Regions from separate parts of the Mus musculus genome. Here region 1 is linked to region 2. A link is a loop called in an ENCODE intact Hi-C map of the cell type or tissue named here. Cell type or tissue: left cerebral cortex. All regions are shown on one strand.

The links. Peaks named below come from ENCODE experiments on the same cell type or tissue, not always from the same donor. Only the 100,000 strongest peaks of a DNase experiment are listed, where the experiment ranks them.
Region 1: a loop joins it to region 2, with 3 times the contacts of the local background. A loop is called at or near these places in 4 of 42 quality-filtered maps.

The regions. Positions count from the first base shown.
Region 1 is chr8:116,360,626-116,368,625 of GRCm38, forward strand. No RefSeq gene overlaps it. Among named protein-coding and RNA genes, the nearest start is that of Gm31278, 12 kb to the left of the region's middle. In left cerebral cortex, a CTCF peak has its summit at 3,763 (motif pointing left); DNase peaks (open chromatin) are centred at 3,755 and 7,060.
Region 2 is chr8:114,436,725-114,444,724 of GRCm38, forward strand. It overlaps Wwox (WW domain-containing oxidoreductase), which reads left to right and starts at 2,928. Exons shown (of 9, transcript NM_019573.3): 1 at 2,928-3,154; 2 at 7,744-7,808. The coding sequence starts at 3,048. In left cerebral cortex, CTCF peaks have their summits at 1,681 (motif pointing left), 3,325 (motif pointing right), 3,529 and 5,083 (motif pointing left); DNase peaks (open chromatin) are centred at 1,724, 2,100 and 2,837; H3K4me3 peaks cover 1,189 bases; H3K27ac peaks cover 403 bases.

The DNA.
Region 1 (8,000 bases), 1.9 Mb after region 2:
ATACACTTGTTCTCTCTCTCTCTCTCTCTCTCTCTCTCTCTCCCTCCCTCCCTCCCCCTCTCTCTTTCTCTCTCTCTCTCTCTCTCTCCCTCCCTCCCTGCCTCTCTCTCTCTTTCTCTCCCTCTCTCTCTCTCTCAAAAGTTTGGAAATTAGCAAATAGAGAAAAATGTTTAGTGAAGAAACATGTTAGAAACACACACACACACTGGGCTGGGCCTATAGCTCAGTTGGTAGAATGATTGTCTACCTCACAGGCAACTCTGGAATGAACCGTGTGAACCCTACAGAGACAGAGACAGACAAGAGAGAGAGAGAGAGAGAGAGAGAGAGAGAGAGAGAGAGAGAGAGAGAGAGCACCATGGTACACACCTGTGATCTCATCACTTGGGAAAGAGAGGCAGGATGAGCAGAAGTTCAAAGGTCATCCTCGGTGAGCTGAAGGCTAGCCTGAGCTACACAGGATCCTCAAGAAGACAAGTTGACCTAACATAACTTGGTGTGTTGTCTCAGGCAGTAGCATTGAGTGTTATGGAAGCCCAAGGTCTGGTTTATTCAGGGTCCAAACAGCATATAGATCCCACAACCTCTTGCACCCTTGCATGTGATATCTGTACACTGGACTCAAACTCATTCCAAGATTCTTTCTGGAGTCAAGATTTTAAGAAGTCGTTGTCATGGAGCCGATGTAGGAAGACATATAAAGCCAGTTGCCTTTCTTGCCCAAAGAGCAAATAACTGTGAGCCATCTCCCATATCCCCAGCTCTCCTGACTTGGTGCCAAAGTGAGGGAAAACCCAAGAGAAATGGAACCAACAGCTTCTGGTCCTGAGCCTTGCTGGAGAGACAATGTACACACAAGAAACTCAGAGGGCTGTTATTTTTAAAACTTTATCAGGAGACTGGAGAGATGGTTCAGCAGTTAAGAGCACTGACTGCTTTTCCAGAGCTCCTGAGTTCAATTCCCAGCAACCACATGGTGGCTCACAACCATCTGTAATGAGATCTGATGCCCTCTTCTGGTGTGTCTAAAGACAGCTACAGTGTACTCATATAAATAAAATAAATAAATCTTTAAAACAAACAAACAAACAAAAAAAAAACAGAACAAAACCTTTATCAGGACAGAGAGTAAAGAGTAGGCTGTCTCCCTAATTGGTTTTGTTTTGTTTTTTAAAGACTTTATGTGAACAGCTAATTTGAAGGATTTCCTGTTTCAGTTTTTGGTTTTTTGGGAGTTACACATTTTGGTGACTTTAGTCTTGGAAATCTTACTGGCTGCCTCCCCCTTCCAGTCAGAACAAAGCTCACTGTGCCTTTGCTTTGTTTGGGGTTTATAAACTATGTTCTCAAAACAAGAGAACGCTGACAAAATACTAGCTTTTAAAATTAGAGAAAGAAATGGCTTGTAGAATGAATATTTTATTTAGCTGGTAATTGACTTAAACTGATATGTACTAGGTGGCTCCTGGCTCATTTTTCAGAATTATCTTCTGACCCTGATAACAAAGATAATTTTAATTGTCTTTTGTGTGTGTGTGTGTGTGTGTGTGTGTGTGTGTGTGTGTGTATGCTTGTGTGTTTTATATATTTTAGCCCCAAAGGTAATTATTGTAAGATTTTTAACTTTGCTTAACTAGCTATAATGATGCCCCTGACTTGACCTTCTGTCTCCTTTTTTTTATAAGCTAATAAAATTTTATACATAATCTTCATTTTTGGTCCCTGGGCTTGTACTTTTTATATCAAATTTCTTTCAAGAAATCACTTCTTTTGTTAAAATTTCAAGACAGGACCAGATGGAATTCTAACTGGGCTGTGGGGTTTTCAAATAAGGTTTGTCTGGGGTGGCATTTAGCAGGAAAAGGACCTCATTTCAAAAGACTCTGGGATGCTGGGCACTTTCTGGAGTATCTGTCATGACCAGTTCTCTGGCAAGGAGCCAAGCAGAAGGTCCCTGACATTCAGACTCGGGGCAAGAGGTTATTAGGAGAAGGTGTGGCTGAGTCTGGAGTGAGGCGTGAATTTCAGAGAAATATCAAAACTCAAGGAGGAAGTGAAATTTCAGATATGTCCCAAATTCTCAAGCCTGTCTGGCAGAGAGCTGCCCCGAGGCCACGGGGAGCCCTGTATATCACCTGTGCACAGCCACCAATAGCACAGGAAGTACTAGCACTTGGCTGCTGTCACCCTGAATGGGGTCCTCCCCACCCCCAGTTTCTTTCTGTGACACTGTCCAACCCACACTCCACTTTTGATTGATCCATAATTCTTAAGAGGATGGGGCCCTTATGTTTCCTGTTTCTGACTCCATCTTTAAATTCTTTACCAAGTGGATTGTTTTATGAACGTGAGCTGATTGCCTTTCTAGTCTTACCTTGGATTCTTTTAGCAAATAAAGGCAAACACTATCAAGAAAGAGCTTTAGGAAAACCTCCTGAAATATCATTTTATCACCATCAATAAACTAGAACAAGTTTTATTTAAACATTAAAAATAAATACCCAGAAGTCTTTAAAGATACATTCATTGTAGTAGAGGCAGACATTTTCTGGACACTAAAGGAAGAAATTTCTTCTTTGTTGCTCTTGTTTTGTTTTTGCTTTGCATTGCTCTGTTGTAAGTAAGGCGGGGTCTCATGCAATCCAGGCTAGCCTTGAACACTGATCCTCCTGCCTCCAGCTCTTGAATGTTGGGATCACAAGTGTATGCTAACACCAGCTAAAAGCAAGAAACGCTGGTGGAGTCTTTGATCTCTCAGAGTGACTCTGATGGTTAGATATGTCAGGGCATGTCACTTTATACACGTGTACATATGTGTATACAGAGTCCATAAACCAGATCTTGTGTCAGTGAGCACAATCAGAAACAGTTTGCATTCCACCTTAGTGGGCACAATGCATGCTGTTAATCTCCTGCTGTTGATAGGGTAAGCAGATCCCATATCCCAGCACTGTAAAACCCTTCACCCCAGCAGACCCCACCCCTCCCCCTCCCTCCCTCCCTCCCTTCCCCCCCCTACTCCTTCCTCCCCCTCCCCCTTCTCCCCTTATTTATCCTGACCTAGCTTGCAGGGGCAAAATAGACTAATGGGTAGGCTTTCTACTTACACACGATGCTGGCCTCTACTCTCTTTCTGGATATTTTGAGGCTGGTATAGACCCAGAGTCCCTGAGTCCTTGGCCTATGAGTTCCGGGGACATTCCTTTACACCTGGGTGACATGGCCCCAAGAGAGGAGAAGCAAGGTTGTCTCTGAAGACTCTTCTGAGGGTTTACACAAAACAAGCCAAAAGGCTCTGGAAATCGTAGGAGATTGATAGCAGAAGGTTGGTGTGGGGAGCTCAGAGAAAGCCAGTTTGCTTTCTTTCTTTCTTTCACATAATGCAAAAGAAAGCAAAGGTTAGTCTGAGATAGGTGAGGAGTGCATACCCCAGTACTGGATTGCTTAAGGAATGAGGATCCTGAGTTCCTGGCCAGCCTGGGCTACACTGCTGGGAAACACCAAACATAATTAAAAATGTGAGGATGGAGCCCTGAGAAGTGGAGAGCTTTTGCATGCTAACAAAGGGAACCATTTATTTCCAGTTTTCCCCAGAAACAAACCAAAGAGACAGCGGCCCCAGAATCACTTGGAGCCAACCCAGAGGACACCAGAGAACCTTGCTGACCCACAGAAGTTTCTTCAGCTGCAGCCTGGAAGCCACCAGAACTGGGTACAGTCACTGCCCAGAGAGCGGCTCCATCCATTAGCCAATGCTGCCTCCCTCAGCTGGCTGCTGGCAGGTGAAATTCTTTTCTTTCCCCAGGAACTGGGCTGCTGACTTGGGGGTTTTGTAGCTGGAGTTTGAAGAGAATCACTGCAGGGGATTAGGGTGCTCTGCTGCCCATGACTGCTCCCCAACAGAGAGATACATCCCAGTCCCATAACTGGCTTTCTCCTCTCATGAGGAATGGGCAGAGAAACACAGGCAGCATGTTTGTGAGGCCACCGGTATCATAAATGGCTCATAATCACCACGATCTCTCTGAAATCGGTTGCTTCTGCAATTAATGGCTGATTTCACAGTGCATTAAGCATCCCTGGAAACAAGTCATTAACTGTCAGCAAGTGGGAATGGGCTGTGGTTCAAAGGTCCCTCTGCTGCCTTCAGGAGACTTCCCTGTGGGAAACAGGAACTTGGGCCCAAGGACAGCAAGAGGGAAGATGGCTGTTCAGGGCACTGGAGATACTGAGAATCTCAGTGTAGGCTGACCTCAGAAAGGTACCTGAGGCATCTTAGCTCTGGCCTAAAGCCACAGAACTGAACCACCCTCTGGTCAGGGACATTTAGGTCCACTCCTGCCAACATGGGAGTACTGGGCTGTCTCTAAGGGCAACAGAGCTAGTGACTTTCAGGTTCTCTTCCTCTGAATTCACAGAATGGAATTTACCAGGAAGGATGAGTTTTACCGAGAATTTTATTGTCCATCCATAAGTGGTCACTTAAGAGGGAGTGCAGAAAAGACTCAGAGCTCCATAGGCTAAGAAGGTGGTCCCAGGAAATAGGTCTCCAATAAGCTGCTGGCCTGAGGCTCTTGAAAGGACATATGGCAGAAACTGGGGGCATTCTCAGAACTGATGCTTTGGGGTCTCTTCCCTGCCTGATTAGCTTCTATCTCTAGTTTTCTTCACTGCTAACCAGTGTAGGAGGTCTAGAGTCTGGTCTAGCACCATGCTTCTGTGATAAAGAAAGGGAGGGGAGGATTGGAGAGCTGGCTCAGCACTTAAAAAGCACTGACTGCTCTTCCAAAGGTCCTGGGTTCAATTCTCAGCAACCACATGGTGGCTCACAACCATCTGTAATGGGATCCAATGCCCTCTTCTGGTGTCTGAAGAGAGTTACAGTGTATGCATATACATAAAATAAATAAGTAAAGATCTAAGAAAAAGGGGGGCAAGATTCTTCAACTGTGGGCTGGCAGTCTTCACAATGCATACCTTTGGGCATCTTAGGGACACACAAGTCATTTCAGAGACAGGCCCTTGGAACTCACTGCCCAGCCAGCCTACCTGAACCTCAGGGTAAAGGACTGGGGAGGCAGCTCAGTAAGTATAAAGACCTCTGTGCAAGCATGGAAACCTGAGTTCTTCGTGTAAAAGCCAAGCCTGGTAGCACATACCTGTGACCCAGGGCATGTAGGGGAGAGAGACAGGAAGATCCAGAAGGCTCATTGGCCAACTAGTCTCTTCCTAGTGTTTCTGCCAGATTCAATGAGAGATGTGCACCCCCAAAAGGTAAAATGCGGATGGGGGGCTGGAGCAATGACTCTGCACTTTAAAACATTTACTTAATCGTTGTTCTTACAGAGAACCTGAGTTCAGTTCCTAGCATCCACATCAGGCATCTCAGGTAACTCCAGCTCCAGGGAATCCAATGCTCTCTTGTAGCTTCTGTGGATACCTGAACTCAGAAGGCACACACACACACACACACACACGGGGACACACACACACACACACACACACACACTTACACATAAATAAAACGATATATATATATGTATATATATGTGTGTGTGTGTGTGTGTGTGTGTGTGTGTGTGTGTGTGTGTGTGTATGTGGAGATTAGTAACAGAGGAAGATACTTAACATCAATCCCTGACTTCCAGAAACAACAGAATAAATAAACATGAACACACATACACACACATACACACACACTGGTAGAAGAAGAAGGAGAAGGAGAAGGAGAAGGAGAAGGAGAAGGAGAAGGAGAAGGAGAAGGAGAAGGAGAAGGAGAAGGAGAAGAAGAAGAAGAAGAAGAAGAAGAAGAAGAAGAAGAAGAAGAAGAAGAAGAAGAAGAAGAAGAAGAAGAAGAAGAAAGAAGAAGAAGAAGAAGAAAAGAAGAAAGAGAGGAGGAAGAGGAAGAAGAAGAAAGAAGGATGAAGAGGAGGAGGAGAAGAGGAAGAGGAGGAGGAGGAAGGAGGAGGAGGGAGGAAGAGGAGGAGGAAGAAGGAGAAGGGAGAGGAGGAGGGAGGAGAATAAGGAGAAGGAGAAAGAGAAGGAGAAAAGGAAGGCAGCTCCCAGGGAACATCACCAGAGTGTGAAACAAGAACCCGAAGTTATGCATGAATATACACAAGACATACCCCACCTATCCATTCACCCATCAAAATAAACACATACAGTAACAAGGAGAAAAGGCCAGGAGAAGACAAAGCAAGTCAACATGTCAGCATGATCTCCCCCACTTCCTTCCTGAGCGCCTTCCTGGGCCCCCTGAGGCTGTCCCAGTAGCTCTCTGGGGGAAGCTGGGTATCTTCACAGAGGACTTCACCACAGGCAAGCATTTGGCAAGGGTTGACGTGTTCTTATCTAAGTTGACACCCTGACTCTGGGTCTCTGGGCTAAAAGATACTCATCAGAAGCATGTGGCACTTTCAGTGAAACCAAGGGAAGATGATCTATTTACTTTAGCCCTGAGAGCATCACTGTTAAACACTACTATCTATCTACCTATCTATCTATCTATCTATCTATCTATCTATCTATCTATCTATCTATCTATCTATCTATCTGTCTATCTACCTACCTATCTATCTATCTATCTATCTATCTATCATCTATCTATCTACCTACCTATATATCTTTCTATCTACCTATCTATCTATCTATCTATCTATCTATCTATCTACCTACCTACCTATCTATCTATCTATCTATCATCTATCTATCTACCTACCTATATATCTTTCTATCTATCTATCTATCTATCTTTCTTTCTTTCTTTCTTTCTTTCTATCTATCTATCTATCTTTCTTTCTATCTATCTATCTATCTATCTATCTATCTATTGGTTATAACTCTTAAAAATAGAAACAAAAGGAAATGTGCCCTAGGGGAGGCTCGGGGACTGCTGGGACTGCTGGGACCTTTGGAACTTTGTGTGTGGGGTTCCAGGCAGGGCTGAAGGGGCCAGGTTGCGGGGACAGCAAATGGGCTCAGAGAGGCAAGAACAAAAGCCCAGAGAGATGACCTCACCCCAGTAACAAAGCTGCAGGCTGGCCCTCTCCTAGGCTGCCTCAGTTTGGTGCCAGCTTTTGTGACTACAGCTTAGCCGTTTACACGGCTGCTGTGCAAAAGCACTGTCGTGTTCATTAACTCATTTGATCCCTTAACTCTGGGCAGCCAGGCAGGGCAGGACTTATTCAATCCCTTCAGCCAAAGGAGAAGATAGAAGTCCAGCTTGCAAATCACAGTGACCCTGGCAGGTCACCCACTCCGCCCCCCACCCCCACCATTCGGTCATCCTCTGCCAACGCTTTCCCTAGCTTCAAAATAAAATGACACTATTTGCTAATACTTACTGAGAACTTATTCAATAACAAACAGACTGACATGTCTGCAACATGACATAAATTGACTGACCCTCTTGATAACGCCATGGTGGCATGTATTCATTTCCAGTACCTGTGGCAAATTACCAAAAAGAGAGTAGCTTTAAAGAGAAATGTGTGAGATTCCTAGAAACCAGAGATCTATCCTTAGTGTTTCTGGGGTCTTTTTGGAGGCTCCAGAGAAAAACAGTTCTTTCTCTTTTTGTACTTTTGGTGGCTTCTGGCATGCCTGGCACGTCGTTGCAACATCACCCCCAATCTCCTAAGAATCTCTTGCCCGTCTTCACACTCCCTTCTCCTCCCTGAGCCTTGAGGAATCCACTTTGCTGACTTCTTTTATAAGGTCCCTTTGAACCCCATCGGCCCACCAGTAATCCAAAATAATTAATTACGTTCTATCTTAAAACCCTTAATCACTCTACAAAGATTCATTTTTTTCCAAATAAATGAACATTTGAGGGCTCTAGGGGATGGGATAGAGGCTTATTCAGAGAGGACCTATTCAGCCTATCGCAAATAAGTGATATTCGATGCCCATTTCTTTTTCTCAGAAATGACACTGAGGCCAGGAGAGAACACACAGGTCTGGGGTCAGGAGATGCTGCCAGTGTAAATGACACTAAG
Region 2 (8,000 bases):
ACCAAAACAAAAAAAACCCAAAACAACAACAAAAAACAAAACAAAACAAAAAAAAACCCAAAACAACAACAAAAATAAAACAAAACAAAAAATCCCAAGATAAAAAGAGCCTGGGAGGAAAGATTGGAAGCCCTTAAGTTACCTGAGCTTCTTTCAACCAAAAGAGCAAGCCCAGAAAATCCCTGAGCTTGGGAGAAGTGGGTACTTTGTTAGTAGACCATGAAAATTTACTTCAGCCCATTAGGATTAGGGTTAGGGTTAGGGTTAGGGTTAGGGTTAGGGTTAGGGTTAGGGTTAGGGTTAGGGTTTATTTCAGCGTGTGGCTCAGCTCTCATTCCTTTATTGCTCTTTTGGAGGCAGACCGCAGGTTGAAGCCTGGCACATCTCCAGGCACCTCTTTATCTTGCTCTTAATAAATCACCATTCCTGAAGATTTTCATGTGTCTTTATACAGTTCACTAGAAAGAGGTGCAAGGACCCAGAAACTCCAGCATCTGTTTGCCAGACTCAACTCTGCACCTGTGACAAACCCAAGTGAGGTCACACTGACAGGGAGTTTCCCCCTCAGAATCCTTTTGTTGCAGCAGCAATAAATAAATTAACTAATTAAAATATAAAAATAAATGTAACTGTCGTGTGTTTATAAAAAGATAAAGAGAGGAGGAATATGTTTTGGTGGATTTGTAGTCAGGTATGTGGGAATGGGGTGCCTCTATAGGCCCATGCTGAGGCATCCCTTCCCCCTGAGGGACCAGCCAGCCAGTATAGTATAGAGCTTACTCAGAGAGGGGAGTTGAGAGTGTAGTGGGGGGGAAGAGAGAGAGAGAGAGAGAGAGAGAGAGAGAGAGAGAGAGAGAGAGAGAGAGAAGAAGAAGGAGGAGGAGGAGGAGGAGGAGGAGGAGGAGGAGGAGGAGGAGGAGGAGGAGGAGGAGGAGGAGGGAAGTAGAGGCCGCCAAGAGCACGGATGGGGTGGGTGGGGGGAAGGGACGAGGGGACAGAGTGGGAGCAAGAAGGCAAGAGAGAGGAGGGAGCAAGCAGTCTCTTTAAAGTAATTCAAGCACACCTGGCTGTTACAGGGTAACTGTGGGGCGGAGCTTAGACACACACACACACACACACACACACACACACACACACACACACACAAATGCTAACGGGATAATAACAGTCGCTGAAGTCGCTAACCTTCTGTTTTAAGTCTCCCATATGCTGACCTCACTGGCAAGAGCCGCCACTCTAAGCTTCGATATTCTTTCAGAACATTGTCAGAAGAGTCAGGAAGCTTCCCAGATCCCTTTTGTAGGTAAAGTTTGGCATCAAAGCAGCAAACTTGATTTAGCAAGGACTCATGATTTAAGTTAAATCAGGTCTGCAGGGTATTGGGGGTGGGTAGGTGTTGAAATAAATAACCAACTTCCTGGTATTGATACATTAGAGAAGTTGGGTTCTAGGAATAGCCTACTAAAATCCGTGTCCCTTGCACACATTTCGTTTCTTTTGAGTGGTGTCAAATTTTACTCAGCAAAAGTGAGTGCATCTTGTTGTTGCAAATTTCTACTAGAGAAGAAAGTAAACAATCGATTAAAAACAAACAAACAAACAAACAAACAAACAAAAAACAGGTTCAAAGGTTCCTTGCTGGGAACCAAGGCTTTGAACTGCAGGCTGATAGCGCCACCTGGCGTGCAGCTTCGGAAGCACAAGCTTGGATAGTTAAAAAATCCTCATTTCATAACTACTGTGGCGCAGATGTTTTTACAGAAACAAGATGGTCATAAAATCTCCTTAGGGTATGACTTTGTGGGTGTTGGCTTTGTCTCACACGTATTCAAGCTCCTGAAAAATCTTCTTTGCCTGGGTTTACATGCAGATAGATCCTTGTTAGATCAAAGTCAAAGCTAAACTTCCAGGAGCCAGAAATGATAAACAAATAGGGGAAGGGACTAAGTGCTGTTGTGAAGGTAGGCTTCACATTGTGGGTCTAGGATATTTATAACCAGGATTTTTTTTTCAGGTGCTTTAAAAGTCTGCTTTGCAAGTTTGTAATCAGGTGCCGCCTATGAACAAGAGAACCAAGTTATGGTTGGAAGACCATTCTCTCTTAATAGAGAATCTGGAGGCATGAGAATTTGCATGTTCTCGATTTTTGGCTCCCTTTATAGCATAGGCTGGCCTCGAACTTGTGAACTTGTGATCGTTTTGACTTACCCTCCCAAATTCTGGAGTCACTTAGTTCTCCAAGTGTAGGTTTTTTTTTTTTAAATGGCATATTTACATAAACAACACAGATTGTGAATGGAAAAATACCTGGATAGTATCAAGTCAGGACATTTACTCTCGCAGGTGTGTCCAACCTGAGGCTCGTGGCAACACGTGGCCCGGGATACTAATAAATGCTGCCCAACACAAAAATCCTAAACTTTAAGCATTGTGAGATTTTTCTTTTCTTTTTCCTATTTGGATATTCGATTGAGGGCTTCTCTAGTGTAAATTTTGGAAATGACCATGTCACAGTATCATGTCGTAGTGTCAAAAGGTTGTACACCTGCAGGGCATGGGACGAAACTGGAGCTCAGAATAATCTCATCAGAACCTTTCCCCCCTCCCCGCCCCCCCTTTATAGTCCAGTTGAGCTTGGACTACATTTCCCAGGATACTTCACTGCTGGGACTCATTCAGGATTGGGTAAAACAATAAGGAAGTGCCTTCGGGTCGCCCAGCAACGTGCAGAGTCCTGCATGATGACTGGGTAAGCACGCCCCTTCCAGGAGGCTGAGGAAGCTTATTCCAGTTTCTGAGCCGTTCCTGCTTTTCCTTCCACCCCCCACGGCCGTTCCATCTCTTCCGCGTTCCCTCCCGTGCTCTTCTCAGGCTCCGCCCCCTTTCCCGCCAGTAGCTGCAAAACCCGGAAACTGGATTACAGCCGCGGACCGGCTGGGCGAGCAGTGCGCAGGCGCGAGCGGTCTGGTCCCCTCCCGGACGCGCGCGGCGCGGTTGAAGCCAGAGTGAGTTGCTGAGGAGAGCAGGCGGCTACTTCTGTCTCCAGCATGGCAGCTCTGCGCTATGCGGGCCTGGACGACACGGACAGTGAGGATGAGCTGCCTCCGGGCTGGGAGGAGAGAACCACCAAGGACGGCTGGGTGTACTACGCCAAGTAAGCGGCCTTGGAGCGGCGTTCCTGGGAGCCGTGTCCTGCGAGGCCTGGACCCTGCGCTGCCCTGCCAGGCGGGCATGCGCATCCGAAATGCCAGCCACCTGTCCCAGGCTGTCCCCCGTTATTAGGGGATCTGGGTCAAGGTCCCGTCACCTGGCCACCCGCCGCACGCCCCCTGCCGCTCACTAGGTGGCACTGCACCGTGCGGTGGTGGCGCCTAGGTCTTACTCCTCTAAAGAGGAAATAGAGAAAACTTCAAAGCCAAGCTCCTGCCATGGGGACCTGATCTGGAGGCCCAGCAATCTGTATTTTTAAGCAGATGTCCTGGATGGCTCGCAGTGGTTTCCCAGGGAAGTCTTGGAAACCTCCACAGAGCCTTTCCCTGTTGCTAACCGTGACCTTGGGCCACTGAAAGCAAGCCCCTGACTTTTCTGTTCTCCTCATCTCTGAAATGAGCAGACACAAGAATGAATCTGTGCTGTGCACAAGGCACTCAGTGGAGAGGCTAGTAGGTTGCCCCGCAGGCGTTTTCTGTTACTTGGACTGTATCTGTGGCAAAATTGCATAGGCGTGATAGGGGATAGTAGCTCCCATAGGGGGAGCTACTGCAGCTGACTCTATGCTTGGGGACCTCTGTTCATTTTTAAGAAATAGATACTTAATGGACAAAATGCTAGGTTTTCATACAGTCTTGATCAGGCTCTGCCAGTCAAAGAATGAAAAAGCGGGAAATTCGCAATGTAGCAGGTAGCAGTGGAGAAGTCTCCAACACCTCCGACAGCAGCAGGCACAGTCAGCAGGCTGAAAGGCACTCTGTAGGGGAGGACTCGTGTTCACAGGGCAGACACACATGGAGAAAACAACTGCAAAGCCAAAGGGAACTCTGGAGCCGAAAAAATTGCAGCCTCTTCTTGAGGGCTTTGGTTTTAAGTCATTGAGGAGTTTTCATTCCCTAATTTAAGAGTTGGTCAGTTTGAAGAAAAGATAAGGGTTGGTCAACCCACATCTGTTGGGTAACGTGTCCTGATGTGGTCTCGAACTTGCTGAGCCAGTCATCAGCAACAGCTGACTAGCAGGAGAAAAAGCCCACAAGGACTTTGTTTTAAGATGCCAGGCTTTCGACTCACATAAAGAGTGTGAGGAAGAAGCTGGCTGTCTTGGAAGTTCACCACCTGTGTCACCTAGCCATGGTTCCTCTCCCTGTCTGCCTTCCAAGATGTCTATCTGCCTCCAACCCCCGAGTTTCATGGTCTCCTTTTTCTTATGAATATTGTGTACTTTTCCTGATTTTTTTCTTCATATCAAATACTTCCTCTTCTATTTTCTTATATATCTGTGAAATATTTTTAAAACAGGGTCTCATATAGTCGAGGGTGGCCTTAACTTGGTTAGGTGGCCGAGGTTGAGCTCCCATTTCTCCTGGGCAAAGTGTGCATGAACAACACACCTGACTTTATGTCTTTAAAAGCTAGGAGACTCAATCTTTTTCAAGCTTTCTATGAGAGTATCTTATCACCTGGCTTTCAGAAAACAAACTATTGTATTAACACCTGTAAGTGTATTTTTAGTTTTTAATAATTAACTTAAAAAATTATATACAGACCAGACTGGCTTCAAACTCACAGAGACCTTCCAGCCTCTGGGGTTAATGGCACATGCTACAGTTTTGTCTAGCAGTGCTTCCTGTAGCCCAGGCTTGCCTAGACTTTCTTTTGTAAACAGGATGACATAGTTCTTGATGCCTCCACCTCCCAGATATGTAATTACAGGGTTTGTACTACCCTACCTGGTTCCAGAAAGACTTAAAAGATAACGTTCTTGCCCTGTTATCAAATTAGGAACTAATGTGCCCTGGCGTCTCCCCACTGATGGGCTGTAAAGTATGAGATTTGCAGGTACTCAAAGCTACTCACTGCTGCCCCTGGTGGCCAGATAGAAAGAAACAGAAAAGCTTTGGTGAGTTCATTCATTCAAGAGTCCTTAAGGGCCAGGCCGGTGGGTGGGCATTGGTGATGTCCAGCTAAGTGTGGTGCAGCTGCCATTCTTAAGGATCTCTGCAATACCAGCAAGTGATTTCTAATGATATAGTTCCAGTGCACTGTGTCCAGCGTGAGGTGGGTGGGTGGGTGAGGGAGGCCGCCTAGGAGAGGTGTCACTTGCCCTGTGTCTCAGAGTGCTGTAGAAGGTGGCCTCAGGTGGTAGGAAGTCAGGCAGGTTGGAGGGGGCAGTGGGAGGAGAGACCCCAGGCAGCCCTCTCTCTGTGGTATAGAGTTGTAAAGCCTGAGACTGGTGAGAAAGGAATCAGTTTGCAGAGGCCCTTCTGTGCTTCACCAAGGACTTGGATTTTGTTGTCGGACTCTAGAGCCAGCCGATGATCTGAAGCCAGGGAGTGATAGTGAGTTTGTGTCTTCAGAAGGACTGAGTGGCTCTGGAGACATGAGTGGATTGTGTGAGCAGGAGGTGCTGGGGTATAGGCATGCCAATGGTCCTGCATTGGGTGCTCCTACGTGGACCTCAGTGTGTGGAGTCTCAGCCCTAGAAAACGTCCTAGACTGTGCTGCTCCAACCACCTGAACTTAGCACTGTTTCTCAGTCCTTGGCGTCCGCTGTCGGCGTCTCGTCCATTGGTGATGATGTAATACAGTTTACTTCCTTTCCGAGGGTGGATTTAAGGAAATCAAGCTTAACCTTCGAGTGCCTCCTTCAGTGCCTGGCTGTGTCCCTCACGGGAGGGATGCCCTGTCACTGGTGACAGGTGGTTCTAGCTTTCTACCCACGTTTTAAGGAGAATGGTCTAGTACAGTTGTACTTTTTCACTCTATTAAATGTGAACCGAGCAAAAGTAAAGGAAGAAACAGCAAGTAGCAGATAGAGAGAAGCCTTGGCTAGCAAAATCTTATCAATAGAGCACTCACAGTGCCCATCAGAAACTGACTGGAAGAGCCCAGCTGAGAGAGGAGTAAAGCTTAGTCAGGTGTGTACAACATCAGCCCACATCTGGGAGCCCCGACTGAGGCCGTGGTGGAGCTCCCGTTGCCTGGTACTTATTCTCCATGTTTCCCTTAGCCATGGGCAGTTTTATATCATGGGATAAACAGTAGCTGAGGGAAGGCGCTTGGGAATCTTTTAGCTATGTTCAAGGACAAAGTGTGTGTGTGTGTGTGTGTGTGTGTGAATACCCTTAGCTGTCTGCTGTTTTCCTTTCTCCTGTCACAGACTGGGGAGCCCATTAGTCTCTTGGGAGCTTTTGAAGGGCACGTGAAATAAACACACTGGAGCCTGGTAAGGGGAAGCCTCCTATATACCAGAGTCTGCTTTCGGTGAGCTCAGACAACTTACCAATAGAATGTATGACAGCTCACCATTGTATTATAAGATTGCTCTGTGAGACCATTTGGACAGTGTCCTGGAGACAGCCCCATTCTGCAGATGACAGGAGGTGATGGCTGAGAGGTGGAGTCAGTGGAGCAGTGGTGCGTAGGGGCTGTCTGGTCAGACCCAGCGTTCACAGATCCGTGGTCATCTTGTCATAGCTAAGTGACCTGTGCTACTGTCTCGCTACACTCTTAACATCCTTTTGGGTGCACTCAGGACCCAGAGATTAATGAGACACTGAAGTTATACCTGGGGCCAAAATACAGATTTAAATATTTGTGAATGTGTGTGTGTGTGAAGTGTGTATGTGTGCATCCCATGGAGTATTGGTGGAGATGAGAGGACAGCATTCAGGAACTGCATCTCCTCTTCCTCCGTGGGATCCAGGCAGCAAACTTGGGTCCTCAGGGTTGCATGGCAAGCACTTTTTCCTCCTGAGCCATTTTGGCAGGCCAGAATATACATTTTAAAAGTCACATCTGGCCGGGCATGGTGGCGCACGCCTTTAGTCCCAGCACCCCGGAGGCAGAAGCAGGCAGATTTCTGAGTTCGAGGCCAGCCTGGTCTACAAAGTGAGTTCCAGGACAGCCAGGGCTATACAGAGAAACCCTGCCTCGAAAAAACAAAACAAACAAACAAACAAACAAACAAGTCACACCTGTAATTTTAATAATTAGGAAGCAGAGGCAGCAGAATCAAGCGTTTAATATCATCCATGGCTACGTAGTGAGCTCAGCCTGCGCCACATGAAACCTTGTCTCCAAACAAAACCAAAACAAACCAAAAACCCAAAACTCAAAGTAGAAAGAACAAGGAAAATAAACTTTAGCAATGCAATATTTAAGCTACATCTAATATTTAAATATGAGCGTTATAAACCAGATATTGAAGATAGTCAGTGTATTCTTGAATAAAGGGAAGAGGAGTGCAGAATGTCTTGCTAGAGCTTTGTGCTTCCCAGAGCTTTGTAAAGCTGACTCTAGCTGCGACCCTGCCCCGCTTGCTCTCCCAGTGATCCCCCTGCCTGCCCTGCAAGATTCCTTCAGGTTTGATTCTGACCTACAACCAGAGGCCTCTGACCTGTCGTCGTCAGCAGACCATCTGCCCTGAGTCTGCCTGTTCTCAGGACTCCAGCTATATCAGGAAGAGCCACAGCTAACACAGTGACATCGTATAGCAGTGTTAACTTACTCTGTTGTGGGTCTCTATTACAGTCACACTGAGGAGAAGACCCAGTGGGAACATCCGAAAACCGGCAAGAGGAAACGGGTCGCAGGAGGTCTGTATGCCGTCCCAAGCAGAGAAGCATTAAGTAGCTAGGGGAGATGTCAGCGGTGGTGAGGTAGCAGTTAACCCTGCCTTTCTGGGAAGGCTGTCTGGTGGGTGGCCGTCAAGGAGCAAGGCTGTCAGTCTGAGAGCATAACGGGATTTGGCAGAAGGAGAAGATAAGATCTTGAGGTGGACAGAAGGA